Linked DNA regions of Homo sapiens: regions 2, 3, 4 and 5 are each linked to region 1. The links are chromatin loops, found by intact Hi-C in ENCODE. Cell type or tissue: PC-9. All regions are shown on one strand. Each heading gives the region's core, and the rest is flanking DNA. Links, peaks and the distances in the headings are about the cores only.

What was found. Peaks named below come from ENCODE experiments on the same cell type or tissue, not always from the same donor. Only the 100,000 strongest peaks of a DNase experiment are listed, where the experiment ranks them.
Region 2: a loop joins it to region 1, with 13 times the contacts of the local background. A loop is called at or near these places in 17 of 110 quality-filtered maps.
Region 3: it touches region 1 in a loop (6-fold over the local background); 4 of 110 quality-filtered maps call a loop at or near these places.
Region 4: a loop joins it to region 1, with 14 times the contacts of the local background. A loop is called at or near these places in 4 of 110 quality-filtered maps.
Region 5: it touches region 1 in a loop (11-fold over the local background); 4 of 110 quality-filtered maps call a loop at or near these places.

What each region holds. Positions count from the first base shown.
Region 1 is chr7:76,066,552-76,072,577 of GRCh38, reverse strand. It overlaps MDH2 (malate dehydrogenase 2), which reads right to left. Exons shown (of 9, transcript NM_005918.4): 9 at 5,070-6,026. Among named protein-coding and RNA genes, the nearest start is that of MDH2, 21 kb to the right of the region's middle. RefSeq lists an enhancer at 830-1,354. In PC-9, for the core only: a CTCF peak has its summit at 3,254; a DNase peak (open chromatin) is centred at 3,187; H3K27ac peaks cover 575 bases.
Region 2 is chr7:76,127,287-76,133,436 of GRCh38, reverse strand. No RefSeq gene overlaps it. Among named protein-coding and RNA genes, the nearest start is that of SRRM3, 72 kb to the left of the region's middle. In PC-9, for the core only: a CTCF peak has its summit at 2,692 (motif pointing right); no DNase peak of the experiment used is centred there.
Region 3 is chr7:76,175,445-76,181,594 of GRCh38, reverse strand. It overlaps the pseudogene LOC100420548. Among named protein-coding and RNA genes, the nearest start is that of SRRM3, 23 kb to the left of the region's middle. In PC-9, for the core only: CTCF peaks have their summits at 3,082 and 3,281 (motif pointing left); a DNase peak (open chromatin) is centred at 3,284; H3K4me3 peaks cover 465 bases.
Region 4 is chr7:76,311,982-76,318,131 of GRCh38, reverse strand. No RefSeq gene overlaps it. Among named protein-coding and RNA genes, the nearest start is that of FPASL, 3.2 kb to the left of the region's middle. RefSeq lists enhancers at 1-18, 367-546, 19-1,015, 3,566-3,860 and a silencer at 1-86. In PC-9, for the core only: CTCF peaks have their summits at 3,491 and 3,697 (motif pointing right); a DNase peak (open chromatin) is centred at 3,661.
Region 5 is chr7:76,164,474-76,169,998 of GRCh38, reverse strand. No RefSeq gene overlaps it. Among named protein-coding and RNA genes, the nearest start is that of SRRM3, 35 kb to the left of the region's middle. In PC-9, for the core only: a CTCF peak has its summit at 3,061; a DNase peak (open chromatin) is centred at 3,288; H3K4me3 peaks cover 1,580 bases; H3K27ac peaks cover 1,169 bases.

The DNA.
Region 1 (6,026 bases), core at 1,027-6,026:
CCACGTTGCCACCTGCCTCGCGGCAGCCCCGACAGACCTGGCTCTTGCCTCCCGACGGCCTCTTTGGGCTCATCTCGTGCCTCACCGTGACCTCCCCCAGGCCAGGCTCCTGCTTTTTGGCGGCCTCCGCAGGCCCGGCTCCTGCATCCCGATGACCTCTTTAGGCCTGGCTCATCCCTCTGAACGGCCTCTTTCAGAGGCCCGGCTTTTCCCTCGTGGCAGCCTCTGCAGGCCCAAGTTGGCAAGCCACCACCACGGCCCGGTGGCTGCCTCCCAGCCTACTCTCCAGGCCCAGCACTCTCTCGCGGCTGCGCCTCCATGCCCAGCCCCAGCCTGCAGACAGCTGCTTCTGACTCGGCTCGTGCCCAGATCCCGGCAGCATTCGTACGACCAAAACCTCCTCCAGCCCAGCTCTCCAGGCCCACCTGTGGCCTCGCAGTGGCCTCCCCGGGGCCAGATCTTGCCTCACGGTGGCCTTCCCCGGCCGTGTTCCTGCCAGCCTCCCAGCGGCCTCGACAAGCCCATCGCATGCCTCTCACTGGGCTCTGGAGGTCCAGCTCAAGCCTCACGGTGGCCTCTCCAGGCCCAGCTCCCGCCCGCCCCGACGGCGTCTCCCGGCCAAGGGTTTCTCAAGTGGGCCCCTCCAGGGCCCAGCTGCTGCCCCCCGGCCGATGGCCTGTGCGGGCCCAAAGTGTCCTGAAGTCGGCCTCGCCAGGCCCAGCTCCTGCCTGTCGTAGGCCCCTGGACTTGAGGCACGGCCTCTGCCTCCTCACAGTGGACCCCCACCAGGCCCAGCTCTTGCCTCAGCATGGCCGCCTCAGGCCAGGCTCGTGTTCTGCCTGTGGGCAGCCTCCACGGGCCCGGCTCTCGCCTCTGGCCATCCTCTCCAGGCCCAGAAGTGTTTCCAGCCAGCCTCTCCAGGCCCAGCTCTCCTTGCCGGCTGCGCCTGCCGGCCCAGCTCCTGCCTCGCAACAGCCACGTTCGGCCCAGCTCCTGCCCAGCTCCTGGCAGCCTTTGTAGGCCCCAGGCTCCTCGAAGTGAGGCCTCTCAGGCCCCGCCTTCGGCTCCCTGGCGGCCTGAAGAGTCCCAGCCACTGCCTGACAGCGGTTTCTCCGTGGGTGCCAGTAATCCCAGCTGCTCGGGAGGCTAAGGCAGGAGAATTTCTTGATCCCGTGAGGCGGAGTGTACAATGTTAAAAGTTTCCTTTTCAAAGTTTCCCTTCTTCATAAAGAATAAATCATAAGTTTTAGAAATAATTTTTTAAAAATTAGCTTCCTTGAGACCTCCTTGCTTTGTGCTAATAACTGTTAAGCCCTATACTGTGTAGCTGTTAGATAGAAAAGAGTAAGTACAGTCTATGTCCTTGTACTTTAAACAATATATTTGTGCTACACATGCTTACAGGCACATAGTACAGTCTATGTTCTTGTACTTAAACCAAGGTATGTTTGCTGGCTGTGCTCACAGGGATGTCTTAGCTTGCTGCGTTCCTTATTTTGGAATGTCCTTTTTTTTTTTTTTTTGACAGTCTCTCACTCTGTTGCCCAGGCTGGGGTGCAGTGGCACAGTCTCAGCTCCCTGCAACCTCTGCCTCCCAGGTTCAAGCGATTCACCTGCCTCACCCTCCCAAGTAGCTGGGACTACAGGCGTGTGCCACCATGCCCAGCTAATTTTTTGTATTTTTTTAGTAGAGACACGGTTTCACCGTGTTAGCCAGGATGGCCTCGATCTCCTGACCTCGTGATCCGCCCACCTCAGCCTCCCAAACTGCTGGGATTACAGGTGTGAGCCACCGCGTCCGGCAGGAAATGTTATAACTTTTCTATGTCTTTTCATAAGCAACTTCCTCTTTTTCTTTATTCTCCATTAGTTTTACCTATTTAGCAGTGTTTTAAGTTGTTAGCCAATCAGGTTCAGTTTAAATTGTAATTTCTAGCTCCAGTCAATGGAGACAACACACAGTAGCAAGGACAAGCTGCATAAAGGATAAAAATTGCTTCCCTCTTTTCTCCAGAAAGTAAAATTACCTTACTGAGAAAACTTCTTTGTCTAAATGCTGATTTTTCCTTGCAGTACTGGGGAAGAAGCATTTTGTTTCTGAATAAACATTTTACTCATAACACAGAGGTTGCAGTGAGCCGAGAGCTTGCCACTGCGCTCCAGCCTGGGCGACAAAGCGAGACTCCGTCTCAACAAAACAAAAAACAAAGACTGGTTCTTGGCTTCCCGTGGCAAAGGCCTTGGCCACATCATTTTGGTCCTTAACACCATACATGCAGCCACTGGTCTTTTTTTCCTCACAGAGGAGGACAGGAGTTCTGTGTGAGGAGGTGGCCAGAAGGATGGGAGGACGGATAATTGGAGCTTGGAAGTAGACGTGTGGTGAGTTTCATCCACACTGACAACTTCCTGATGGAGTTCTGGGTGGCAGAAATGGTGCTGGGAGATGCTGTTTCTCCTCCATGTCCCTATCATCCCCCCTCCTACTCACCACCACCCCATCTCTGGTCTTTAGCATCCGAGTGGTCCCTGCCTTCACGTCACTCCTAGTTCGTGTGCACCTGCAGCTCAGGCATTGCTGGGAAGCTGACTAGAAAATGCAGAATCTGGGCCGGGTGCGGTGGCTCACGCCTGTAATCCCAGCACTTTGGGAGGGCAAGGCGGGCAGATTACTTGAGGTTAGGAGTTTGAGACCAGCTTGACCAACATGGAGAAACCCCATCTACTATACAAAAATTATCTGGCTGTGGTAGTGGCGTGCATGTAGTCCCATCTACTTGGGAGGCTGAGGCAGAACTGCTTGAACCTGGGCCAGAGAGGTTGCAGTGAGCCGAGATCACACCACTGCACTCCAGCTTGGGCGACAGAGCAAGACTCCGTCTCAAAATAAAATAAAAATTTAAATTAAAAAAATCAGAATCTGGGCCCAGCAGCAGGCTCCAGGGACCCCCCTGCCAACCCGTCCTTGGTGGAGTGTGAGCAGCCTTGGCCACCGTGTCACCATCCTGCTCAGCTCCTGGGACGCCCTGTTCCTGCCATCCACAAGCTCTTCAGCCTGTCTGCTCCGGCAGCTGCCTATGACGCCCATCCCACCCTCCCTGCTGGTTGAAATCCTGCCCAGCCTGCAGAGCCAGAGCGTATGCCATCTCCTCCTCCTCCTTTTCCCTCCTCCTAGAGATCTTGATAGGGGAAGTCCTCCTTGATGCTCTGCCAAGACATGAAGTAACCTTGCCCTCCTCTGGAGTCCCACGGTACTTCCTCTGTGTTTGTCTTGTGGATTCTCAGTACCTGACTCGTCTTTAGCCCTGGAAGGCAGGAGCTAGAGGGTGAATAGCCCAGGGACGGCCAGTATCTCCAGGCCCCTTCATCATCATCTGAAAGAATCTAGGATATTCTACATTCCAGGTCCTCCCTTTAGGATGCTAGAGCTGAATTTCTGAGATGGAACCAGAAATGCGCTTTTTTTTTTTTTTTTTTTTTTTTTTGGGACAGGTCTCTCTCTGTCTCCCAGGCTGGAGTGTAGTGGCACAGTCACAGCTCACAGCAACCTCAAGCTCCTGGGCTCAAGCAGTCCTCCCACCTTAGTGGGAGTATCCTGAGTGAACTCTCTGGGAGGTTCTTAAGGGGTAGCCCCTGGTTTATGGAGAGAGGTAGTGACCACCCTCAACCAAGACACAACCTGACTTAGCTTGAGTCCCAGGTCCTGTCAGGGTTGTTGCAAGGATCCCATAAAATGGCAAATGTACCCCAAATACAGCCAGCATAGTGCTCTGCATATAGAACCACCAGGAGGAAACAATGCTAAAGTACCACGCTCAGAGTTCTGCTCTCTACAGCAGTGAAAAACAAAAACACCGAATTATCCACCCTCAAGGTTATCCAGCTGTGAAAAGAATGGCAGGGCACAGTGGCTCATGCGTGTAATCCCAACACTTTGGGAGGCCGAGGTGGGAGGATTGATTGAGGCCAGGAGGACCAGCCTGGGCAACAGAGCAAGTCCTCCCACCCTGATATCTTGTTTTTTTTTTTTTTTTTGAGACGGAGTCTGGCTCTGTCGCCCAGGCTGGAGTGCAGTGGTGCAATCTTGGCTCACTGCAAGCTTCGCCCCCCAGGTTCATGCCATTCTCCTGCCTCAGCCTCCTGAGGAGGTGGGACTATAGGCACCCGCCACCACGCCCAGCTAATTTTTTGTATTTTTAGTAGAGAAGGGGTTTCACCGTGTTAGCCAGGATGGTCTCGATCTCCTGACCTCGTGATCTGCCTGCCTCGGCCTCCCAAAGTGCTGGGATTACAGGCGTGAGCCACCGCGCCCGGTCACCCCCACCCCGGTCTCTACAAAAAATTATAAAATTAGCCGGGCGTGGTGGCAGGCACCCATAGTCCCAGCTACTGGGGAGGCTGAGGTGGGAGGATCGCTTGAGCCCAGGGGTTGGAGGCTGCAGTGAGCCATGATCACACCACTGCACTCCAGCCTGTGCGACAGAGACCCTGTCTCTAAAGAAAAATTTAGAAAAGTGACAAGGGCAAATACACACAGTGAAAGAAGTGGGGGGCAGCTCATCTCCATAAATGGCCATCAGAGTCAGGTCTCCCGCAGCCACACCCTTGTGTGGTTCCTGCCCATGTCATTGGGGGCCTTGTAACTTACTCTAACCTAGAGAATGCAGCGCAAGCGAAGCTGGGCCAGTTCTCAGCCCAAGCCTTAGAGCCTGGCAGCTTCTGCTTTTGCTTGTGGGAACTGAGTCATTCAACAAACATATGGACCTTGCTGTAGATGCGTTGTGAAGAATGAGAGGCCCAAGACCTCGGGGAAAAGGCCAGCTGTCCGGGCATCTCCCAAACACCAGCCTCGCGTGCTCCAGTCCAGCCAAGCCTCCAGTGACTGCAGTGGGAGCTGTGGGCATGTAACCACCCAGCTGAGTCCTGTCAACCCCCAGCGTCGGGAGATAGGAACAGAAATAGCCTAAAAGCCACCAGAGTGGAGAGGGCTGGGATTGTTACAGTAGCAGATAACCTGCAGAGCAGGCTTCATTCTCTCAACCTATGAAATATGCAAGAGAGGACAAGTATTACCAGTAGTTCCTTTCCCGCTTTATTTTTTAGCTGCTTTTTGGGTTTTATACAATGAACATGTATTAATTGTAGAAGAAAACGATGTCATCCTTTATGATAAAATCCATTTCCATTTTAGCTTTTTTAAAAAAACAAAAAGCTGTTGTGGACAGATGAACATCCAAGTACTGGGCACACCTCCAGCCCTCCCTCTTCCACTGAAGGCCATTGCCTATTCCTAGAAAGTTCTTTCCCAGGTATGCAGCTTTCAGTTTCCACTTCAGAGGCCACAGTGTCTGGGGAACGGACTGCCCCCAATACTAAAGGGAGTCAAATCTCTTTAATTCCGCACTCCTCAGTACAACAAGAAGTCCCTTCTTTAGGCCACTGATGGAAACCTGGAACCCCCTTTTGATGGCAGCATGGCGTCCTAGGCCTTGACACAGCGGCTGGGGTTTGGGCTGTCCCAAACCGCACACCCCAACCCTGGTCTACCCACAGTTCTGGCTATGGGCTGTCTCTGCCACTGAACATCAGGGTTCGGTCAGAAGATGAAATCCCAAGGGGGACAGAGGTCAGTAGAGGAAGCTCAATGAGAAAGGTGCTGTTTGCTCAGCCAGAAAACAGCTGCCTGGCATTCGCCGCTGAACTATGAACCCGTGGGGGTGAACTACCCCCAGGAGGAATCAGGCCTGGGCGATGCAAGGGTGCCAACAGGAGGGGCGGGAGGAGCATGTACGGGTAAACTGAATACTGTGTCCAATTCCATAAATTAACAATTTAGACTTTCTTGAAGCTACTGATGAAAGCGTCACGCTTCAGTCTAACAGTTAAACATCATCTAATTCTGATTGGTAATGAAGAGGTAGCAGACACTCTAAAGTTGGCTCTCACAGGGAAGAAAGCACAGCATTTACAGAAGGGACCTTGAAAAATAAAATCAAGGACGGCTTTTATTGATGCGCCCACAGAGC
Region 2 (6,150 bases), core at 409-5,408, 61 kb before region 1:
TGCTGTAGAGTGCTGCTTTTTTACTGTGCTTGTTTGGCAGTTTGTTATTGTGGAGAAGAATGAGGACCATGTGGTTTCAGTTTGAAAGGAAATTGTTGCGTAGCGATTTACCATGCAGCTGTGAGACTATGAACAAATGACTTTAAATATTATACAGTAGAAAAGAAAATTGACTTTGGAAATTATGGTATTATTTCAATTTTTTTCTCTTCTCTTCTTTCTGGACAAGGCCTCGCTCTGTCACCCAGGCTGGAGTGCAGTGGTGTGATCATAGCTCACTGCAGCCTGCACCTCCTAGAGAGGCGATCCTCCTGTCTCAGCCTCCCGAGTAGCTGGGACTACAGGCATACACCATCACACCTCGCTAGTTTTTGTATTTTTTTGTAGAGATGGGGTCTTGCTGTGTTGCCCAGGCTGGTCCTGAACTCCTAACCTCAAGTGATCCTCCCACCTTGGCCTCCCAAAGTGGCATGAGCCACTGTGCCCATACTGGGTTTGTTTTTTTTTATTTACAGTAGCCGTCCTAATGGGTATGAAGTGATATCTCATTGTGGTTTTGATTTGCATTTCTGTGATGATTAGTGATGTTGAGCATTTTTTCACATGTTTGTCGGCTGTTGGTATATCTTTGGAGAATTGTCTATTGAAGTCCTTTCCCATTTGTTAACCGGATTATTATTATTATTTTTTTGTTATTGACTTGTAGGAGTTCCTTTATATTCTGGATATTAACCCTTTATTAGATATGTGGTTTGCAGATATGTTCTCTCATTCTGTGTGTTGTTCCTTTTTACTCTGTCAGTTGGTTCCTGTGTTGTGCAGACGTTTTAAATCTTGATGTAATTAATGTATTTGTCTGATTTCACTTTTGTTGCCTGTGCTTTTGGTGTCATATCCTAGAAGTCATTGCAAAATCCAGTGTTGGGAAGCTTTTCCCCTAAGTTTTGTAGTTTCCAGCCTTTACGTTTAGGTATTTAATCCAATGTTAGCCCTTTCTTAATGGGTTCTGTGTATTTTCGGCAGGGAATAAGTCTTTAATATGACTGTTTCAGGAATTTACCATAGTTAACTTTTCTTTTTTCCTTCTTCCTTCCTCCCCTCTTTCCCTCCCTCATTCCCTCCCTCTTTCATTCCCTTCTTCCCTCTCTTACAGCTTGAAGATAATGGAATCACTCACTTTTTGTTCATAATTGGTAAGATTTTAGTTGGTAGAATGATAATTCCTTTTCAACAGAACTTTGTTATTTGTTCATTGGTTAGCAGGAAGAAGATGAGCCTTAAGTCTGAACACTGAGGAATTCATGTGCATCAGTCAGACCTCCTGTGCAAGGAAGGATGTGGTTACTACGGCAACCCTGCCTGGCAGGGTTTCTGCTCCAAGTGCTGGAGGGAAGAGTACCACAAAGCCAGGCAGAAGGAGATTCAGGAGGACTGGGAGCTGGCGGAGCGGTAAAAGGACTTAACTAGGGGTAGTTGAACAGTGACGTGACTGGATACATACTTCTGTCACCGTCCAGATACATTTTTTTAAATTTCTGCTTTGACCTATCAGCAAGTCAGTTTAAAATTAAGGAAAAGGATGTTTTCTCCTCTTCTTCTCAGTCAACCTTTAATGAACAGCTTTCAATAGTTTCTTCATTTTGTGTATGTCTTAACTTCTGATTATATTCTTTGGGTTGTGTTAGTTCTCAAATTTAGACAATAAGCTCCTTGGAGTGGAAGAATGGAGATAGGCATATTTCCCGGTGAAGATTAAATGAGCTAATAAATATGATGTACCCAGTGCAGGGCTTGCAAATGGCACTCATCAAGCATTATTTCCCTTGTTCTTTTAATATATTCAGCGTGGCATGTAGCTCAGTGATAAAACACAGTAGTAGAAATCTGTTGACTTGTATACATAGTCCTTGCATTATAGAAATTTAACTTTTCCTTAAAAATTAGATTAGTCAAAGGCAGTTTATATTATCTGGAAATACAGTGATGTTAAAAATTAAATAATGAGCCAGGCGCAGTGGCTCATGCCTGTAATCCTAGCACTTTGGGAGGCTGAGGCGGGAGGATCACTTGAGGTCAGGAGTTTGAGACCAGCCTGACCAACATGGTGAAACCCCATCTCTACTAAAAATATTTAAAAAGTTAGCCAGGCGTGGTGGTGCGCACTTGTTATCTCAGCTACTCAGGAGACTGAGGCAGGAGAATTGCTTGAACCCAGGTGTTGGAGGTTGCAGTGAGCCGAGATCGTGCCACTGCACTCCAGCCTGGGTGACAGGGTGAGACTCTGTCTCAAAAAAAAAAAAAAAAAATTAAATGATGGGATGGCTAGTGAGCATAGGAACTAATAAAATGCCATGAATAATGTTAATTCTTTGCCAGAGCATTTTGGAAATTCTAAAACTGCTTCAACAGAAGAAAGTCAAATGGAATTCTGCCAAATCTTCTTGGTAGTTTTTTTGTTTTTTTCATCCAGTCAGCCAATATTTGTTGAGTGACTATTTTGCTGGCATCTGTGGTGAACTCAGAGAATTAGAAATTACACATTGCTTTCAGTGACTGTGGTCAATCAAAGAGAAAATTTTAGCCCAGAACATGAATGATCTCCTCAGGGTTTCCACTGCATGCCTGATGCTGTCAGTAGCAGATCCTGTTTCAAAAACAGTAGAGGGCACTAGGCACCAACTGCCTCAGCTTCCTCCCCTTGCCACATAAAAATGTACTAATACCTTTATATTAACTTCTTGTCTGTTCCAGAGAAAGAGGTGTCCTGATTCCATCCTCAGACTTAGCACCTCCACCTGTGATTTTTGTTTCTATTTCTTACTGCTTTTAATTGTGACCCTGCTAAATCTCTTGGAAAGCTTGTAAAAGCAGTGATTGCTGGACCTTACCCTTAGAGTCTCTGATTTTAGTAATTTGGGAGTAAGACTAGAGAATCTGCATTTCTAACAAGTTGCCTGGTGATGCTGCTGCTGCTGTCTGGGGAATCACACTTGGAGAACCACTGTCTTATAGATAGTGCTTGGTTTTTTGTTTTGTTTTGTTTTGAGACAGGGTCTTGCTCTGTCACCCCAGCTGGAGTATAGTGGTGCAGTCTCAACTCACTGCATCCTCTGCTTCCTTGGCTCAAGTGATCCTCCTGCTTCAGCCTCCCAAGTAGCTAGGACTACAGGAGCATGCCACCATGCCCAGCTAATTTTTGTATTTTATGTAGAGACAGGGTTTCACCATGTTGCCTAGGCTGGTCTCAAACTCCTGAGCTCAAGTGATTCAGCCGCCTTGGCCTCCCAGCGTGTTGGGATTAAGGGCGTGAGCCCCCGCACCCGGCCTGTGTTTGTTATTTATTACAGATGGTTCACATGCAGCTAATCCGAAGCCAAATTTATTGCTTTTATTTATTATTCTCCCCATTCTGAACATTTTCCTCCTAACCCTTCTCGTGAGTCAGTTAATGGCGTCATTCTTTACCAAGTTAGCTAAAAAACCTTGGTTTCACTCTTGATTTCTCTTTAACCTCCCTTGGCACCTACAATTTGACCAAGTTCTGTTTGTTCCAACTTAGAAAAGTCTTTTGAATTTTACCTTTTCTACTCCTCTTTTCCAGGTATTTATTTTCTTTTACTTAAACCTTTATAATATACTCTTAATTCCTGTCCATGTCTCTGGTTTCTCTATCCTTCAAGTTGTTCTTACAGCTACCTGCATGATCTTTCTAAAGCACAGATCTGACAACAATAACTTTTTGGATTTACAGTCTTTCTTGCTTCCCCACCGCATGATGAAATCCAGAATAGGCTTAGCAATGGGCTTAGCAATCAAGATTCCCTACCCTCTGGTGCCTTCCTGTGTAGCCAGCATCACAGTTCATCACACGCCAGTGCTCTGGCTACATTCAGCTTGTTGTGAAGCAAACCACAGGCTTGCACATTCGTAGTTCCTTCTTCCTGGAATGTCCTTTCACGTAGAATCCTAATCATCCTTATCAGTCAGGCGTGGTGGTGTGTGCCTGTAGTCCCAATAACTTGGGAGGCTGAGGGATGAGAATTGCTTGAACTTGGAAGGCAGAGGTTGTAGTGAGCTGAGATCGTGCCATTACACTCCAGGCTGGGTGATGGAGTGACACACTGTCTCAAAAAAAAAAAAAAAAAAAAACAGAAACAAAAAAAGGATCCTGTTTGTCCTTTAAGACTCACCCCAAACAGCACCGTTGTAAAGCCTCATCAGACTCCTCCAGCAGATTGCGTTGTTCTTTTCTGTGTTCTCACAGCACTCAATTTTTACTCTCTGATGTAGCAGCTGTCCCATTATATAGCAGTTGTTTACTTACCTTTTTGTTTGTTCCAACCTTGAGCTTGTTAGGGAAAAGGACTAGACTTTCTTTATTTCACTGAGCTTGTTGGGGAAAAGGACTAGACTTGGTTTCTTTCATGTAACCCTAGAGCAGTTGCTGAATGAGCATGAGAAGATCCCATTTGAAATCTGTAGTGCATGAAGAGCAGTCCATCCTGTAGCTATGTGAGACCTCAGACTGATTTTGCATATTTAGTCTCTAGTTCTAAAATCTTTAGATCCTCCTGAATAAATGGAGTAATAACCTTCAGATACAGAGAAATCTTGGAGAATATCTAGATCATTCTAATCCTCTCTTGAATTGCAGACTCCAGTGGGAGGAAGAGGCCTTTGCCAGCAGTCAGAGCAGCCAAGGGGCCCAATCCCTCACATTCTCCAAGTTTGAAGGAAAGAAAACCAACGAGAAGACCCACGAGGTTACCACAGTGAAGAAATCTTCAGTGCGTCTTCCAGGGTCGGATCAAAGAAGGGTAATGTTCTGATACTCTTTTTTTTCTTCTCTGCCTGAGTGAGACACAGAGTAGATCCAAAATGCTTATAGGCTCAGCTTTGTAATTTCTGTCAACTTTTTGAGAACATCAGCTCAGATTTGAGACTGAAATTGGGTTTGAGGGTCAGACAATATATGAAACCCATACTCTCTTTGGTCAAAAGACATTGTGTTTTAGAGAAATTTGTTTACTCTGTAGGAGGAGTCAAGAGAATTGAAATAGGTAGTTTTGTTTATGAAATTCATGCCTATCCAAGTGACTGTCTCTTTGGATGTTTTGTTTTTTGTGCATTTGTGGATCTTGGTTTGTTCTGTGGCATAATACCCTCACTGTTCATAGCTTGTCAGAAATGGTGATTTCTAGGCTTGAAAGTCATCTGAGAGAGAGATTTTCTGCCCGAGAGCTTATTTGAGAGACAGCTTGTGTCTTGGGGAAGTGTATTGAGAGCATATAGGAAAAAGCCCACGTTGGGCTCTTGGGGGGATGAAAGTGAGCCATAGTAGCTGTTTTCCAGTGCATGGGTTTGTATGTAGGTGATCATATTCACCCGGCTTCTTAAAGTGCCATATAACCAGCAAGAAGATTGTCACGTAAGTCACAGGTGTTCTACAATTGAGCAGACAAGCCAGTTGAAATGGCCCAACATGAAGCAAGAAAGAATCTTTGTCGTTAGGCCTTGGTCTCCGAAAATTTATGTTGGTACTCAGAGTTATGCAGTCAATGTGAAATAATGAGGGAGACTGGGAACCGACACTGATGCTGTCAGAAGACCTGTTTTCTGGGAGCCCCCTCTCTTGCTCCCCAGTTCCTACCCTGGGGTAATTGTAATGAGTTCTCCCCTGGAGGCAGGGGAATGAATAATAAGACAGTGTTACCCCTTAAGACCCTTGCCAATCTTCTAGGTTTTGTGACTTTTGCTGTTTCCTTTTGTTTTATTATAAGGAAATAAAAGGAAATATTGCTTACCAAAAACACACTTCTCCTTAAGACATGGATACCAGATGCAGTGGCTCATGCCTATAATCTCAGCACTTTGGGAGGCCACGATGAATGGATCACCTGAGCTTGGGAGTTTGAGACCAGCCTGGGCAACATGGTGAAACCCCATGTCTACAAAAAATACAAAAATTATCCGGAACCACCTGCATGATTACATGATTAATTTGGTTGTTTCTTGGTTGGCTGCCAGTTGTAGCTATTTTGTCTCTACTAAAAAGGGGAAAAAAATTAGCACCTGCCAGAGATTAAATAAGTATGTATTCGGCTCATGATTTATTTATTAGGAGGTGAAATTTCCAGGTGGTTAGTAAGG
Region 3 (6,150 bases), core at 574-5,573, 110 kb before region 1:
GGACTACAGGCACACACCACCACACCTGGCAAAATTTTTTTAGTTTTGATAGAGACGAGGTCTCACTATGTTGACCAGGCTGGTTTCGAACTCCTGGGCTCAAGCAATCTTCCTGCCTTGGCCTCCCAAAGTACTGGGATTACAGGCACGAGCCACCGTGCCCAGCCTCTATGCTTTTATATTCAACTGCAAATACATTTTACCCCCATATATGGAATCCTACGATACACATCTGTTGTCATCTAATAGGCTGGGGAGAGGCTTTGGAGGCAGATCAGCACTTCGTTTATTAGCTTTGGCCTTGCGGAGAGAATAGGGAATAGTGAACCCACTGGGAAACCACTCCAAAGCCCTGCATTGGGACCCTCCCTTTGGGCCAAAGCTTGGTTGGGGAGGGGGCAGCTCTGTGGGTGTGTGCTGGGGGTCAGCACCTTATTCTTGGGCCCTTCGATCTCCTGCTCATCTGCAGGGAGGACGCTGGTTTTTTTGTTTGTTTGTTTTTGTTTTTGAGACGGAGTCTCACTCTGTCGCCCAGGCTAGAGTGCAATGGTGCAATCTCGGTTCACTGCAACCTGCATCTCCCGGGTTCAAGCAATTCTCCTGCCTCAACCTCCTGAGTAGCTGGGACTACAGGTGCACGCCACCACGCCCGGCTAATTTTTTTTTTGTATTTTTAGTAAAGACGGGGTTTCACTGTGTTAGCCAGGATGGTCTCGATCTCCTGACCTCGAGATCCGCCCACCTCGGCCTTCCAAAGTGCTGGGATTACAGGTGTGAGCCATGGCGCCTGGCCTACTGTGCTATTAAAATAATTACTCACTAGGCCACGTGAGGTGGCTCATGTCTGTAATCCCAGCACTTTGGTAGGCTGAGATGGGTGGATCACCTGAGGTCAGGAGTTCGAGGCCAGCCTGGCCAACAATGTGAAACCCCATCTCTACTAAAAATACAAAAAATAGTATGGCATGGTGGCGCATCCCTGTAATCCCAGCCACTCCGGAGGCCGAGGCAGGAGAATCGCTTGAACCCGGGAGGCAGTGGTTGCAGTGAGCCGAGATCGCGCCACTGCACTCCAGCCTGGGCGACAGAGCAAGATCCTGTCTCAAATAAATAAACAAATCAATGAATAGAAAAAGATCTCGAAGGACAAACATCTAGAATGAAGATGGAAATTGCCTTTGGAATGTGTATTGTGTGTAGGGTGCTCTCAACTTTTTACTCCATATATTTAGTGGGATGGGTTGAATTTTATTCCTAAAAATTCATGTATTGAAGTCCTAAGTCCCAGTTTCTCAGAATATGGCCTCATTTGGAAACAAGGCCTTTGCAAATGTCATTTGTTAAGATTACTGTTTTCCATGGGTGGGGTGGGGTTGGGGGGCTCCCAGGGGGGTCGCAGGAGAGGATCTGCAGACTGGGGCCACCACTGTTGATGAGTCAGTTCAGACATTTCCCCATCTCACAATCACATCTGCTGTGCTGGTACAAACCAGCCCCAGATCAGCCCACCTGGTCCTATCTCTCAGCATCTTGTTCTGCCTGACCCAGGGTGACCCCCTTAGACTTTGCGAGGAAACTTAAGCAACTAGAAGAAAATTAAGAGGAGGAAAAGAACTCATTTCTGGCTGGCCAGCTCTGGCTGATGCAGGAAGTTCGCCCCAAGTTATGAGTCCGTGGGGGCCAGGGCGCAGGCAGGGGCGGGATGTGGGCAGCCTCTGCGAGTGGGGAAACTGAGGAATTCCATCTCAAGCCCTACGAGATTAGGAACTGGGACCCACAGAGGCAAGCACCGGGAGACCCGGGCCCAGCCCCCTGTAGGCTAGAGCCTGCCAGCGCCTGGATGGGGATTTTAATTTTTTTATTTATTATTTATTTATTTATTTATTTTTATTTGTATTTTGAGATGGAGTCTCGCTCTGTCACCCAGGCTGGAGTGCAGTGGCACAATCTCAGCTCACTGCAAGCTCCGCCTCCTGGGTTCATGCCATTCTCCTGCCTCAGCCTCCCTAGTAGCTGGGACTACAGGCGCCTGCCACCACGCCCCGCTAATTTTTTTGTATTTTTAGTAGAGACGGGGTTTCACCATGTTAGCCAGGATGGTCTCGATCTCCTGACCTCGTGATCTTCCCACCTCCGCCTCCCAAAGTGCTGGGATTACAGGCGTAAGCCACTGCGCCTGGCCTATTTTTGTTTTTGAAACAGAGTCTTGCTCTGTCTCCAGGCCCCCTGCAGTGTCACGAGCTTGGCTTACTGCAACCTCCACCTCCCGGGTTCAAGCAATTCTCCTGCCTCAGTCTCCCGAGTAGCTGGGACTACAGACACACGCCACCATGCCTGGCTAATTTTTTGTACTTTTAGTAGAGATGGGGTTTCACACTGTTGGCCAGGATGGTCTCAATCTCTTGACCTCGTGATCTGCCCGCCTCAGCCTCCCAAAGTGCTGGGATTACAGGAGTAGGCCACTATGCCCGGCCTCTGGATGGAGATTACTGCAGACATCCATAGTGGCTGCAGGGCAGGCTCCAGCTCTCCCTCCTTGTCCCCAGCAGCTTCCTCCCACCCTGAGTTTGGAGTAATTGATCCCTATCCCCTGGGCATGTCAGGCAGGAATGTCCTGTCCCTGCTGTCCCCACAGGGCAGTGGAGCCAGGAGGGAGTCAAGGTTACCTGGTTAATGGAAGTTTCCCTGACAATTCATCTTGTGGGGCACCACCTTGCTCCTCTCTCTGTTTTTAAATTTTAAGACAGGATCTGGCTTTTTGGCCAGGCTGGAGTGCAGTGGCATGATCATAACTCATTGCAGCCTCCATCTCCTGGGCTCAGGCAATCCTCCTGCCTCAGCCTCCCAAGTAGCTGGGTATATGGGTGATATGCACCACCATCCCCGGCTAATTTTTAAATTTTTTGTAGAGACATGGGAGGTGGGGGGCAGTCTCACTATGTTGCCCAGGCTTGTCTTGAACTGGGCTAAAGGGATCTTCCCACCTGGGCCTCCCAAAGCGCTGGGATTACAGGCGTGAGCCACCGTGCTTGGTCTCTGCCTTGCTTCTCTTGGGCAAGATGACAGCTTCTGCACTTCCTGCACCGATACTGTGTCTCCGGTTTCCACCGCCCTCCTGGATCCACTCCGGCCTCCCTTCTCGCCGTCTGAAGGCGGCTGTCCCTCCTGCCTAGATGAGCAGAGACCAGACAGAGCCGGAAGCTGGATTTGGCTCTGGAATGCTAATGAGCATTCTGCCGACCGTGACCTCCCGGGGCTGGAGCAGGGCTGGTGCAGCCTCAGCCTCTGGCTCCCTCTGCAGGCAGCAGGCGGGAACTGCGGGGGAGTTGTGGCCTGCGGGAGACCAGGTCCTCCTCGTGGAGGTCAGGGTTGTTCTAGGTTACGCTGTTCATCCCGTCCGCGATCGCAGACGAGACTCGAGACTTGCTTTCTTTATAATTACCCAGCGTGGCTGGGTGGCCCCAGGACTTAACAGCAGCTTCTTTGCTGGATGGACTCTTCTGCTGTCTAAGTACCTTCGCCCTGGGCGCCCCCTACTCCCACACTCTGTTATTTAAAGACTGGTTCTCCACCTGGTGGGTGGCTTATGCCTGTAATCCCAGCACTTTGGGAGACTGAGGTGGGAGGAATCCAGGAGTTGGAGACCAGCCTGAGCAACATAGAGCGACCCCGACTCTACAAAAAAAAAAATTAGGTGTGGTGGCATATGCCTGTAGTCCCAGCTACTCAGGAGGCTGAGGCAAGAGGATCACTTGGGCCTGGAAGGTGGAGGCTGCAGTGAGCTATGATTGTACCACTGCACTCCAGCCTGGGAAACAGAGGGAGACCTGATCTCAAAAACAAAACAAAGGCCGGGCGCTGTGGCTCATGCCTGTAATCCCAGCACTTTGGGAGGCTGAGGTGGCCGGATCACCTGAGGTCAGGAGTTCAAGACCAGCCTGGCCAACATGGTGAAACCCCGTCTCTGCTAAAAATACAAAAATTAACCGGGCATGGTGGCAGGCACCTGTAGTCTCAGCTACTCAAGAGGCTGAGTCAGGAGAATTGCTTGAACCCAGGAGGCTGTGGTTGCAGTGAGCCAAGACTGCACCACTGCACTCCAGCCTGGGAGACAGAGTGAGACTCTGTCTAAAGAAAAAAAAAAGAAAGAAATAGTGGCCAGGCACGGTGGCTCACGCCTGTAATCACTTTGGGAGGCCCAGGCAGGAGATGGCTTGAGTCCAGGAGTTTGAGAACAGTCTGGGCGATATGGCCAGACCCTATCTCTAAAAAAATAAAATCAATCAACCAACCAATCAATTAATCAATCAATCAAAAAATTAGCTGGGCATGGTGGCACACACCTGTGGTCCCAGCTATTCGGGTGGCTGAGGCACAAAAATCGCTTGATGGCAATTTGGTGCTGCTCCTGACCCTGGGTGCTGAGCAGGCCCGGTGCTGTCTCCCGTGGACCTGGTCGGGCCTTACCTCTTGATGACAAACTGGATGCTGTTGCTGGCCTCCAGAATCTTCCAGAGCTTGGCGATCCCGAAGCAGTTGGGCCTGTGGAGAGAGATGCCTTCAGGCAGCCCCACCACAAACAGCTCCTCCGGGTGCATCAGAAACTTGGAGTATGGCACCTTGACGGGCTCCGAGATGCCAATGGCCTTGGCTGCAGAGACATGGCTGCTGTAAGGCCACCCGGTGCCACAGGGCCAGGAATCTCAACCCCTGTGTCTCATGCCTGTGTAGGGGGCAAAGCTGCCAGAGCCCTTTTGAGGGCCTTCCTGGGAGGTGAGCCAGGCGTGAGCCACCTTGCCCTGCTTATATTACTTATTTGCTTACTGTTTATCTCTCCACATGAGGATGTGTACCCTAGGAGGTGGGGACATCTGTTTGGTCCACTGCTTTTTCCCCAGCGCCTTGTGCAGGACCTAGTACACAGTAGGTGCTCAATAAATATTTGTTGAGTCAGGGTGCGTTGGCTCACGCCTGTAATCCCAGCTCTTTGGGAGGCCGAGGCAGGAGGATCATTTGAGGTCAGGAGTTCGAGACCTGCCTGGCCATCATGGTGAAACCCCGCCTCTACTAAAAATGCAAAACAGTTAGCCAGGCATGGTGGCGGGCACCTGTAATCCCAGCTACTCAGGAGGTTGAGGCAGGAGAAGTGCTTGAACCCAGGAGGCGGAGGTTGCAGTGAGCTGAGATCGCGCCACTGCACTCCAGCCTGGGAAACAGAGTAAGGCTCCATCTCAAAACATTTAAGAGATGGGTCTCTCTATGTTGCCCAGGCTGATCTTGAACTCCCAGCCTCAAGTAATCCCCTCGCTTTGGCTTCCCAAAGTGTTGGGATTACAGGCATGAGCCACCTTAGCCTGCCTATTTTACTTATTTGCTTACTATCCATCTATCTCTTCACAGGCAGATGTGCACCCCAGGAGGTGGGTACTTCTGCTTGGTTCACTGCTTTGTCTCCAGCTCCTTACACAGGACCTGGTACACAATAGATGCTCAATAAATAGCTGTTGGATAAACGGACAAATTAATCCCAACAGGTGGCTCCTGGGAAGCATGCTGGGCCTTGTTAGAAATGGGGCCTATGGTCGGGTGTGGTGGCTCACGCCTAAAATCCCAGCACTTTGGGAGGCTGATGAGGGTGGATCACCTGAGGTCAGGAGTTCGAGACCAGCCTGACCAACATGGTGAAAGCCTGTCTCTACTAAAAATACAAAATTAGCCAGGCATGGTGGCACGTGCCTGTAATCCCAGCTACTCAGGAGGCTGAGGCAGGAAAATCGCTTGAACTCGGGAGGCGGAGGTTGCAATGAGCTGAGATTGCTCCAAAGTCTCTAAATAAATAAATAGAGCCTACTTGAGGTTTCCAAAAGGAACCCAGCCTTGGATTGGGGTCAGGCATATATTGGGTTTCCTCTACTAGAGGCGGTCAAAATCAAGAAAAGTCTGGGGCCTGCCTGGCCCACCCCTTTCCGTTTGCTCCCTGGGGAGATGAGTCCTAAGCACCACCAGCCCAGGTCCATTTCTTACCTGTCAGCGTCTCCATCCCATAACCAGAATCCTCCGATGGCAGGTGCCCAGGCATTGAGTCTGTCATTTCCTCAGAGGTTGGCAAGGCATCTGAAGACAAAACTCCAAATGACATGGGTGTCTTCT
Region 4 (6,150 bases), core at 615-5,614, 250 kb before region 1:
GACTGTTGCTAGGGCCTGGGTCCCTGCCCCGAAATCGGCCCGCTTAGCGGCCCCGGGGCTTCATTTGTTGCAGATCCCGCCCTCCAGCCACTGGGGAGCTTTTATCTCCCAACTTCACCCGCTTCTCTCTCCTCCGTCTTCCGCCTCCACCTTTGTTACGTGCTTGGGAGGATGGAGCCTTGGGCTCGTGGTGGGCCCTTGGTCCCACGCCTGCCCTTCAGTTTCTCCATCTGAATAATGACGTGATCTCTCGTGTCCCGGCCCGTACTGGTTGGCTATCCTTTCTTACCTACACATCTCTGCTTCTGAAAACAGCCCTGGGAGGTCTGCGTTGTTCCCAGATTGCAGAAGAGGAAACTCCTGGCCCCCGATGCACACAACAGCTGGGCGGTTTCTGGTGGCTACCTGGGTCTGACGGGTTCCATCACTTTACACGCGGGAGCCATGGTGCAACAGTGAGGGAGGGGGCAGATCTGGTGTCCTGGCGACACTGAGGCCAGGTCCTGCCTCTCTTTGGTATCCCAGGCCCTCCACAGCTAGGTCCCAACCTGCCTGTCCAACCTCCGCTGCCCTCATGCCCCAGGTGTTACAGCCCCATCAGCCTCCTGTGCGCCCTTCAAGGTCCTCTGCTCCAATACCCTTCCCTCCCACGGTCCTGATGATGATAACTGAATCGAACAGTGGCTGCCAGCCAGGGCCAGGGCCCTCCCCCATCATCAGTCCTGAAAGATGTCAGAAATGGAATAAAGACACCCAGTCTCCCCGCTTCCCATCTCCTGACATAGAGTTGTATAATCCCAGGCCGAGAGGGAGTTGAGTTGCCCAAGTCACTATCAAGGCTGGATTTAGGAATTAAAAATCAGCTCCAGTGAGGTTGCTGACTGTTTAGAAAGGTGGGATTTCTGTCGCTCAGCAATGTCTATTTTCTTTTTCTTTCTTTTTTAGAGACAAGGTGTCACTCTGTTGCCCAGGCTGTACTGGAGTGCAGTGGTGCAATCATAGCTCACTGGAGCCTCCAAATCCTGGGCTCTGAGTAGCTGAGACTATAGGTGTGCACCACCATACCCAGCTGATTTCTAAATTTTTTTTGTAGAAACAGTCTCACTGTGGTGCCCAGACTGGTCTCGAGTACCTGACCTCAAGCCTCAGCCTCCCAAAGTGTTGGGATTACAGGTGAAAACCACTGTGCCCGACCCAATGTTTCATTTTCTGAATAAAGGGCTGTTGGGGGACAAAAGCTTAAGAGCTCAGGATTTGGATTCTCATCCCACCATGTCCTAATTAGGTGACATAACCTCTCAAGGTATTTAGCCTTTTAGAGGATCAGTTTCTACATCTGTAAAACGAGAATAATACAACCTACCTCAAAAATGTCTAGCAGTGACTGAGTGCTTACTATCGGCTCTCAGCAGCCTTCTAAAGACTTCACAGTGGCTGGGTGCAGAGGCTCAAGCCTGTAATCCCAGCACTTTGGGAGGCTGAGGCAGGAGGATCGCTGGAGACTGGGAGTTCCAGACCAGCCTGGGCAACATAGCGAGATCCTATCTCTACCAAAATTACAAAATTAGCCAGGCATATTGACAAATGCTTGTGGTCCCGGCTACTTGGGAGGCTGAGGTAGGAGGGTAGCTGGAGTCCAAGAATTCGAGGCTGTAGTGAGCTGTAATGGTGCCATGGCACTCCAGCCTGGGCAACTGAGCAAGATCCTGTCTCAAAAAAAAAAAAAAAAAAGCCAGGCATGGTGTCTCATGCCTGTAATCCCAGCACTTTGGGAGGCCGAGATGGGTGGATCACCTGAGGTCGGGAGTTAGAGACCATCCTGACCAACATAAAGAAACCCCATCTCGGCCCGGCGCGGTGGCTCACGCCTGTAATCCCAGCACTTTGGGAGGCCGAGGCGGGTGGATCATGAGGTCAGGAGATCGAGACCATCCTGGCTAACAAGGTGAAACCCCGTCTCTACTAAAAATACAAAAAATTAGCCGGGCGCGGTGGCGGGCGCCTGTAGTCCCAGCTACTCGGGAGGCTGAGGAAGGAGAATGGTGTGAACCCGGGAAGCGGAGCTTGCAGTGAGCCGAGATTGCGCCACTGCAGTCCGCAGTCCGGCCTGGGCGACAGAGCGAGACTCCGTCTCAAAAAAAAAAAAAAAAGAAACCCCATCTCTACTAAAAATACAACATTAGCCGGGTGTGGTGGCAGGTACCTGTAGTCCCAGCTACTCGGGAGGCTGAGGCAGGAGAATCGCTTGAACCCGGGAGGCAGAGGTTGCGGTGAGCCGAGATAGTGCCACTGCACTCCAGCCTGGGCAACAAGAATGAAACTCAGTTAAAAAAAAAAGAATACTTCTTAGGTATTAATTCATATAGTTGCATCATTTGCAGATGAGGAAACTGAGACTTAGCAACATGCCCAAGGTCCCACAGCTAAGAAGTAAGTGGCCAAGTGGGATTGAACCCAGGCAGTGTGACATGAGTTCCTGCAACCATAACTGCGATCCCGTGCTGCCGCTCAGTGGAGTGGGGTTGCTATGAGGATTTAATAAGCTAACGAGTGATTGGCAGCTAGCAGGTGCCTCCTAAAATGTGCCAGTTCTGATTAGGATCAGAGTGGAAACAGTGGTCAACCCCCCTGCAGCAGAGGGTGTGACAGGGTGGGGCAGGAGCCCGGGCTCAGGCCTTGGCTGCCAGACCCTTCCAAGGCAGAGAGAGTGGGCTGGGTCTTCCAGGAGGGAAATTCAGGGAGGCTTGAAGGCCCTTGGAAACTGAAGCCCAGGGCAGAGGAGAACCGGGCTAAAGGCGTGCTGGGTGTGGGGCTGGGGAGAGGGGCAGTGGGGAGGTGTCAGAGTTTTTCAAGACTGGGCCTCTTTTTATTTTTGTTGAGACAGGGTCTCGCTTTGTCACCCAGGCTGGAGTGCAGTGGCACAATCTTAACTTGCTGCAACATCCACCTCCTGGGTTCAAGCAATTCTCCTGCCTCAGCCTCCCGAGTAGCTGGGATTACAAGCATCCGTCACCACACCTGGCTAATTTTTGTATTTTTAGTGGAGACGGGGTTTCACCATGTTGGCCAGGCTGGTCTTGAACTTCTGACCTCAAGTTATCCACCTGCCTCAGCCTCCCAAAGTGCTGGGATTACAGGCATGAACCACCATGTCCGGCTTGTCTCTTTGTTTTATTTATTTATTTATTTATTTATTTATTTATTTATTTATTTATAAGAAACAGAGTCTCGCTCTGTCTTCCAGGCTGGAGTGCAGTGTTGTGATCATATCTCACTGCAGCCTCAAGCTTCTGGGCTCAAGCAATCCTCCCACCTCAGCCTCCCGAGCAGCTGGGGCTGTAGGTTTGCACCTACTGCCATGCCATGTCCGGCTACTTTTTCCTTTTTTTTTTTTTTTTTTTGTAGAGAAGGGATCTCACTATGTTGTCCAGGCTGGTCTCACATTCCTAGGCTCAAGCGATCCTCCCGCCTCAGCCTCCCAAAGTGCTGGGATTACAGGTGTGAGACACTGCGTCTGGCCAAGACCAAGTCAATTGCCCCTGTTTGCGCTCTACAGGGCTCAGAACCTGGGCAGAGATTCCTGAAGGTTCTGGACTGGGCAGTGTTGGTGCCTGAGGAATTCATCCTCTCTGGGAGGGCACCAGGGGGCAGTCGCTTACTGTCCTATCTGGGCCTGGGAGTGGGGCGATGTGGGTCCGCAAACCCCAGGGCGTCCTCTAGGGGGCAGTCTCGGGCCTGCCTGCGCACAGCTCCATCCTCCGTGTGGGAGGGGCTGAGGCTTCCTGCCTGATCTTGACTTGAGCCCGGGTGGGGATTGATTTATCTTTCTCCCACCCAGAGCCCACTACCCCCTGCTGAGGGGATCGGTCTGTGGGGCTGCTCCCAGGGTTCAAGGCTTTCAGGCTGGGCAGACCTGGAGAAGAGGGGTCTTTGGGGCCACGGGAGGAATTACAAAGGGATAGTTTGGGCATCAGGGTTCAGAGACAGGTGGGGTGGAATTCAGAGAGGGGAGGGGCCTCAAACAAGGGAGGGGAGAGTGGGGAAGTGAGGAAGTGCAGTCATGGGGTGGGAGCTCAGGGAAGACGGGTGAACTCCAAGAAAGGCCAGGTGAGGCGGCTCACATCTGTAATCCCAACACTTTGGGAGGTGGAGGCAGGAGGATCACTTGATTCCAGGAGTTCGAGACCTCCCTGGGCAACATAGTGAGACCCGCATCTCTACAAAAAATTAGAAACTTACCAGGTATAGTGGCGCACACCTGTTGTCCCAGCTACTCGGAAGGCTGGACAGGAGGATTGCTTGAGCCCAGGAGTTGGAGGTTGCAGTGAGCTATGATCTCACTAGTGTACTCCAGCCTGGAGACAGAGTGAGACCTGGTCTCTAAAAAAGAAAACAAAAAGAAAAGAAGAAGCCAAGCACGGTGGCTCATGCCTATAATCTCAGCACTTCAGGAGGCCAAGACGGGCGGATCACCTGAGGTCAGGAGTTCAAGACCAGACTAGCCAACATGGTGCAACCCCGTCTCTACTAAAAATACAAAAATTAGCTGGGTATGGTGGTGCACACCTGTAATCCCAGCTAATCTGGAGGCTGAGGCACAAGTATTACTTGAACCCATTGGGAGGAGGCTGCAGTGAGCCAAGATGGTACCACTGCACTCTGGCCTGGGCAATAGAGCGAGACTCTGTCTCAAAAAAAGAAAAGAAAAAAAAGAAAGAAAGAACGGATTTCCTGTGCGAGGAGGGACTTGGTGTTGGGAGGGGTACAGTCAGGTAGTGGAGCTGAGTCAGGGAGGGACAGAATCAGTGGGGCAGATGGGAACTCACGAGGGGTCCAGTGAGGGCATGAGGGCCAAGAGAGGGTAGGTGAACCCAAAGAAGGGAGTGATTTCTTTTTTGTTTGTTTGTTTGTTTGTTTGTTTTTGTTTTGAGATGGAGTTTTGCTCTTGTTGCCCAGGCTGGAGTGCAATGGCACTATCTCAGCTCACCACAACCTCTGCCTCCTGGGTTCATGCCATTCTCCTGCCTCAGCCTCCTGAGTAGCTGGGACTATAGGCGCCTACCACCACACCTGGCTAATTTTGTATTTTTAGTAGAGATGGGGTTTCTCCATGTTGGTCATGGCTGGTCTTGAACTCCTGACCTCGTGATCTGCCTGCCTCAGCCTCCCAAAGTGCTGGGATTACAGGTGTGAGCCACTGCGCTGGCTGACCTTTTTTTTTTTTTTTTTTGAGATGGAGTCTCGCTCTGTCACCCAGGCTGGAGTGCAGTGGCTCAGTCTTGGCTCACTGCAACCTCCACCTCCCGGGCTCAAGTGATTCTCATGCCTCAGCCTCCCGAGTAGCTGGGACTACTGACACCCACCACCATGCCTGGCTAATTTTTTTTGTATTTTGGTAGAGACTGGGTTTCACCATGTTGCCCAGGGTGGTCTTGAACTGCTGAGCTCAAGTGATCCGTCCGCCTCGGCCTCCCAAAGTGCTAGATTACAGGTGTGAGCCACTGCACCCGGCGGGAGTGACCTCTTTGTCATCCATCCACCTGATTAAGTTTTCAACCTCCTTATCCTGTGGTCCCACCAGCCTGAAGACATAGACGCTCCCAGCCATTCCTAAGAGGACTTTGAGGAGCCCATCATATGGAGAGCAGAACGACATAGGGAAAAAAGGGGTTACTTAGTGGGGTCAGGGGCCAGACTGAAGGCCTTTCTCACCCAGGCCCTTGTTGGTCATGCACAGAAATATCTGCATATCCTCAAGTCCCCCTGGGACTTTGGTCTTCCTACGATTGTTAGGGGACCTGGGTAGCTTCCACTATTCATGACTCCCCCTAGATCGTCACCCTGCATGGGACTGACAACACCAACAGACAACCAGAGGTCCCCCAGAAGTGAAGTCTCAGAATGGAAACTGAGCCCAGGGCCAGGCTGCACCCCAGCCCATGTCTCCGCCAGGGTGCAGCGGGCCCAAACCAAGGTCTGGCCCCAGCCCTGGGCTTTTTCCCTGGTTTTTTTTTTTTTTTTTTTTGAGATGGAGTCTTGCTCTGTTGCCCAGGCTGGAGTACAATGGCGCTATCTCAGCTCATGGCAATCTCTGCCTCCTGGGTTCAAGCAATTCTCCTGCCTCAGCCTCCAGGGTAGCTGTGATTACAG
Region 5 (5,525 bases), core at 526-5,525, 98 kb before region 1:
AAATGGAGATCCTAAGTAAGTATTTTATTTATTTATTTATTTATTTATTTATTTATTTATTTTTGAGACAGAGTCTCACTCTGTCACCCAGGCTGGAGTGCGGTGTTGTGATCTTGGCTCACTGTAACCTCTTCCTCCCGGGCTCAAGTGATTCTCCCCCATCAGCCTCCTGAGTAGCTGGGACCACAGGTGTGCACCACCACGCCTGGCTAATGTTTGCATTTTCTGTAGGGATGGAGTCTTACTATGTTGCCCAGGCTGATCTTAAACTGCTGGACTCAAGCCATCTGCCCACCTCGGCCTCCCAAAGTATTGGGATTACAGGCATGAGCCACTGTGCCTGGCCCTAAGTATTTATTTTAAGCCACTAGGTCTGGAGTAATTTGTTACATAGCAGCAGATAAATAATACACATATTTTCTATAGCGATCACATTTATAATTTAAATTGAATTAAAAAGGCTGGGAGCAGTGACTCATGCCTGTAATCCTAGCACTTCAGGAGGCTGAGGCTGGAAGATCGCTTGAAGCCCAGGAGTTTGAGACCAGCCTGGGCAATATGGCAAAACACCTTCTCTACAAAATACAAAAAAAAAAATTAGCTGGGTGTGGGCTGGACGCGGTGGCTCATGCCTGTAATCCCAGGACTTTGGGAGGCTGAGGCGGGCAGATCATGAGGTCAGGAGATCAAGACCATCCTGGCTAATACGGTGAAACCCTGTCTCTATTAAAAATACAAAAAATTTAGCCAGACGTGGTGACAGGCACCTGTAGTCCCAGCTACTCAGGAGGTGGAGGCAGGAGAATGGCATGAACCCAGGAGGCAGAGCTTGCAGTGAGCCGAGGTCACGCCACTGCACTCTAGCCTGGGCAACAGAGTGAGACTCTATCTCAAAAAACAAACAAACAAACAAAAATTAGCCAGGTGTGCTGGCGTGTACCTGTAGTCCCAGATACTTGGAGACTATGGTGGGAGAATCACCTGAGTCAAGGAAGTCGAGGCTGCAGTGAGCTGTGACTGTGCCACTGTACTCCAGCCTGCATGACAGAGTGAGATTTTGCCTCAAAAAAAAATTTTTTTTTGGCTGGGCGCAGTGGCTCATGCATTTTGGGAGGCCGAGGCAGGTGGATCATGAGGTCAAGAGATCAAGACCATCCTGGCCAACATGGCGAAACCCTGTCTCTACTAAAAATACAAAAATTAGCTGGGCATGGTGGCATGTGCCTGTAGTCCCAGCTACTCGAGAGGCTGAGGCAGGAGAATCACTTGAACCCAGGAGGCGGAGGTGGCAGTGAGCCGAGATCATGCCACTGCACTCCAGCTCAAAAAATATATATATTTTTTTAATTAACAAGTTCTAGTATCTAAAATGAGCAAAATCGTCACGTGTGGTGGATCACACCTGTAATCCCAGCAATTTGGGATGCCAAGGCATGTGGATCATCTGAGGTCAGGAGTTCAAGACCAGGCTGCAGTGAGCCAAGATTGCACCACTGCACTCCAGCTGGGGAGACAGAGTGAGACTCCATCTCAAAAAAAAAAAAAAAAAAAAAAAAAGTAAATATGCATTTGAAAAGAACAGCATCAGCCAGGTACAGTGGCTCACGCCTGTAATCCCAGCACTTTGGGAGGCCGAGGGTAGAGGATAGCTGAGCCCAGGAGTTTGAGACCACCCTGGGCAACATGGTGAAACCCTGTCTCTACAAAAAATACAAAAATTAGCCAACTGTGGTAGTAAACACCTGCAGTCTCAGCTACTTGGGAGGCTGGGGAAAGGATTGCTTGAGTCTGGGAGGTCGAGGCTGCAGTGAGCCATGATTGCGCCACCTCACTCCAGCCTGGGCAACAGAGCAAGACCCTCTCTCAAAAAAGAAAAAAAAACATGCAAAAAGAAAACAAAACAGAACAGCGTCATTTCCTTATCATTAGTTTGAAGGAAGGGAATCACTGGCAAAAGTTTCCATTTTCTTTTTTTTGAGATGGAGTCTCACTCTGTCGCCCAGGCTGGAGTGCAATGGCGCGATCTCGGCTCACTGCAAGCTCTGCCTCCCGGGTTCACACCATTCTCCTGCCTCAGCCTCCTGAGTAGCTGGGACTACAGGCGCCCACCACGACGCCCAGCTAATTTTTTGTATTTTTGTAGAGACCGAATTTCACCATGTTGCTCAAGCTAGTCTGGAACGCCTGAGCTCAAGGGATCTGCCCACCTCGGCCTCCCAAAGTGCTAGGATTAAGGGCGTGAGTTACCAGGCCGGCCCAATTACTTTCTTCAGTCTGAGCATGAGCACTGGAAGAAAAGCTCTCACTCACATGTAATTTTTTTTAGAGACATGGTCTCCCTCTGTCACCCAGGCTGAAGTGCAGTGGCGTAATCTCAGCTCACGGTAACCTCAACCTCCCGGGCTCCAAATATATATATATATATATATATATATATATATATATTTTTTTTTTTTTAGTTGGAGTCTCGGTCTGTCGCCCAGGCTGGAGTGCAGTGGCGCGATCTCGGCTCACTGCAGCCGCCGCCCCCCGGGTTCAAGCAATTCTCTGCCTCTGCCTCAGCCTCCCGAATAGCTGGTATTACATGTGCCCGCCACCACGCCCGGCTAATTTTTTATTTTTAGTATAGACGGCATTCACCATGCTGGCCAGGATGGTCTTGAATTTCCGACCTCGTGATCCACCTGTCTCGGCCTCCCAAAGTGCTGGGATTAAAGGCGTGAGCCACCGTGCCCGGCCCGATCGCTTATATTTTTAAAGAGATGTTTTCTTGGTTTCCTAGCCCCTCGTACCCCCTACAAAGTTCCAAAGGCTTTGATGTTGTTGCAAAGGCCATGAGAGGTCAAGCCGAGGGGTGCAGCTCCCTAATGCGGTGTAGCCTCAGACGGGGCCGATCCTGCCCAGAATGAGCGGCGCCGGGCGGTGGGGGACGCTGCCGGTGTCCCCGGGACCTGGCTGGGGGAGGAGTTGGGGGGGCGCACCTACACAGGCTCAGGTGACGCGAGTGTGCGGCAAGGGCTGTAGCCGGAGCTAGCGGGCTTGTGGTGGCCACTGAGGAGCTTCTGCCCGACAGTGCCCTCCGGGCCACAGCCGCTTGGTGCGCAGCGCCTACTCGCTCAGCGTCAGGCCCTTGCTGCGCCCTACGCCGCAGGCTGGGAAGTCGCGCAGGTAGCAGTAGTACAGGCAGTGGTAAAGCTCGTCCTTGTAGCTTATTGGTGTCGGCGGCCGAGTCGGAGCCTGCGGACACTAACCCGCCGCCTACTGACACTGACCGGCAGTCTGTGGCCACGCGTCTGCGCATGCGCTCTCCTGGAATACCCAGCCGCCGCGCCTCGAGTTCCGATTGGTTCTACAGAAGGGGCGCGCCTCCGCTGACGTCACAGGCGCGGGCCTTCCGGCGACGTAATAGCGCCGGCCTTCGGCGATGTCACAGTGACGCTACAGTGCCTGGAGCTGGGCTGTTTTCTCCTCGGTTTGGAGCCTGGTGACCGTGACTTCCCCGCCATGTTCTGTGTGTTGCTGGCTGGAGAAGGGTAGTTGACAAACTCCGACCCAGCACAGTGTTTCTGTGGGTCAAAACTAGAAAACTATGTCCGGGCTCCGCCGAGGCGGAAGGATCCCTTCAGGCCAGGAGTTAAAGAGCGGCCTGGGCAACATGGCGCGACTCCATCTCTGTAGTCCCTCCTCAGCTTCCCAGATACTTGAACCCCAAGGTTCAAGGCTGCAATGAGCTATGATCCCATCACAGCACTCTATCCTGCGAGACTGAAGTAAACCTTGTCTAAAAAAATAAACTATCCAAGTGTGCAACAGGGAGGGACCGCTTAAAGAAAACATGGTAATTGTATGTTCAAATACTTTTAACAAGTGCAAAATGTATAGGCTTAAATAAATAGGGCTGGCCGGGCGCGTTGGCTCACGCCTGTAATTCCAACATTTTGTGTGCCCGAGGCATTCCGATCACTTGAAGTCAGGAACTCGAGACCAGCCTGGCCAATATGGTGAAACCCCATCTCTACTAAAAATATAAAAATTAGGCCAGGCACCTTGCATCGTTTCAGGAGGCTCGCACCTCCCTAAGGGCCCGTTAATTGAACCCCTCGGACCTGAGGGTGAGAAACCTTGGCTTAGTTCTTCCCAGGGTGATCAGCCCAGGGGTAAGAGAGGAGAGGCCAGAAAGCAGGACCCATGAGAAGGGCCCCCTCCTGGAGTTTGAGGCCCATTCCTTCCTGCCCCTGCGTCTCCTCGGTCCAGGACTCCTCCCTGCTCTGCCCCACTCCTGGGGCCATGGCCACGGGGGGCTGCTTTTGGGTACAGGCCCCAGCGGCAACCCTGGGCCCAAAGTGGGCAGGCTCACCTGGAGGGGATCAGAGTAAAATGGCAAGAAGCGAGGGGAAAAGCCGCCCTGGAAGCGCGCCTCTCTGCCCCCTGACGTCAGTGGGTGCACTCTTCCCTCACCTCACTCAGGCAGCGGCATGAGTTACCTGGGAGCACTGTCCTGCTCCCTCTGCTGCCTCTTTTTAGTCTTGGGGCTACCATAACACTTTCCCTTCCCCAGCCCTCCCAACCTGGTGGGAATTTGGGCTTCCCTCTTACAGGGTCCTGGGGACAGGCGGGTCCTGGGGATAGGCCCGTCCTGTATCATACCTGCAGCGAGACCCTTTTTTTTCTCCAGGACCTGGGGAGCAGCCAGGCTTCATGAGTTAAATGCAGATCTGAACCATACCAAGTTGGGATTGGGGTACACATTCTTCCCATCTGAAAACTAGCTAGGGGTTCCAACTTGGTGAGAGGGAGAGTGGGACAGAGCCAGACCAGACAAGAACTGATCACCTGGAAAAACCTGCCATCAAAGACCTTGACGAGTGCTGGGTGCGGTGGCTCACTCCTGTAATCCCAGCACTTTGGGAGGCTGAGACAGGTGGATCACTTGAGGCCAAGAGTTCGAGTCTAGCCTGGGCAACATGGCAAAACCCTGTCTCTGCTAAAAATACAAAAATTAGCTAGGTGTGCTATGCTCATGTAATCCCAGCTACTCAGAAGGTTGAGGCAGGAGAATCGTTTGAACTGGGGAGGCAGAGGTTGAAGTGAGCCGAGATTGTGCCACTGCACTCCAGTCTGGGAGACAGAGTGAAACTGTGTCTCAAAAAAAAAAAAAAAAAAAGAAAAAAGAAAATGGCTTTGGCAGAGGGGCTGGCCCGGCAGTGCCTTCCCTTGGGTTTCTCCTGGGTAGGCCTCTGCCATGAGGAGGCGCTTCCTTCTGCCTGTTCATGGCCCACAGCAAAGGAATGTCTGCTTCTGGGGGTTGGGTGGGGGACTGCTGGCAGAACTGGAAACCTTCTTCAGGTGGGTTTTTTTTTTTTTTTTTTTGAGACGGAATCTCACTCTGTCACCCAGGCTGGAGGGCAGTGGCGCAATCTCAGCTCACTGCAACCTCCATCCCCCCTCCCCCGTCCCCCCGCGGCCCCCTCCGGGTTCAAGTGATTCCCATGTGTCAGCCTCCTGAGTAGCTGAGATTACAGGCA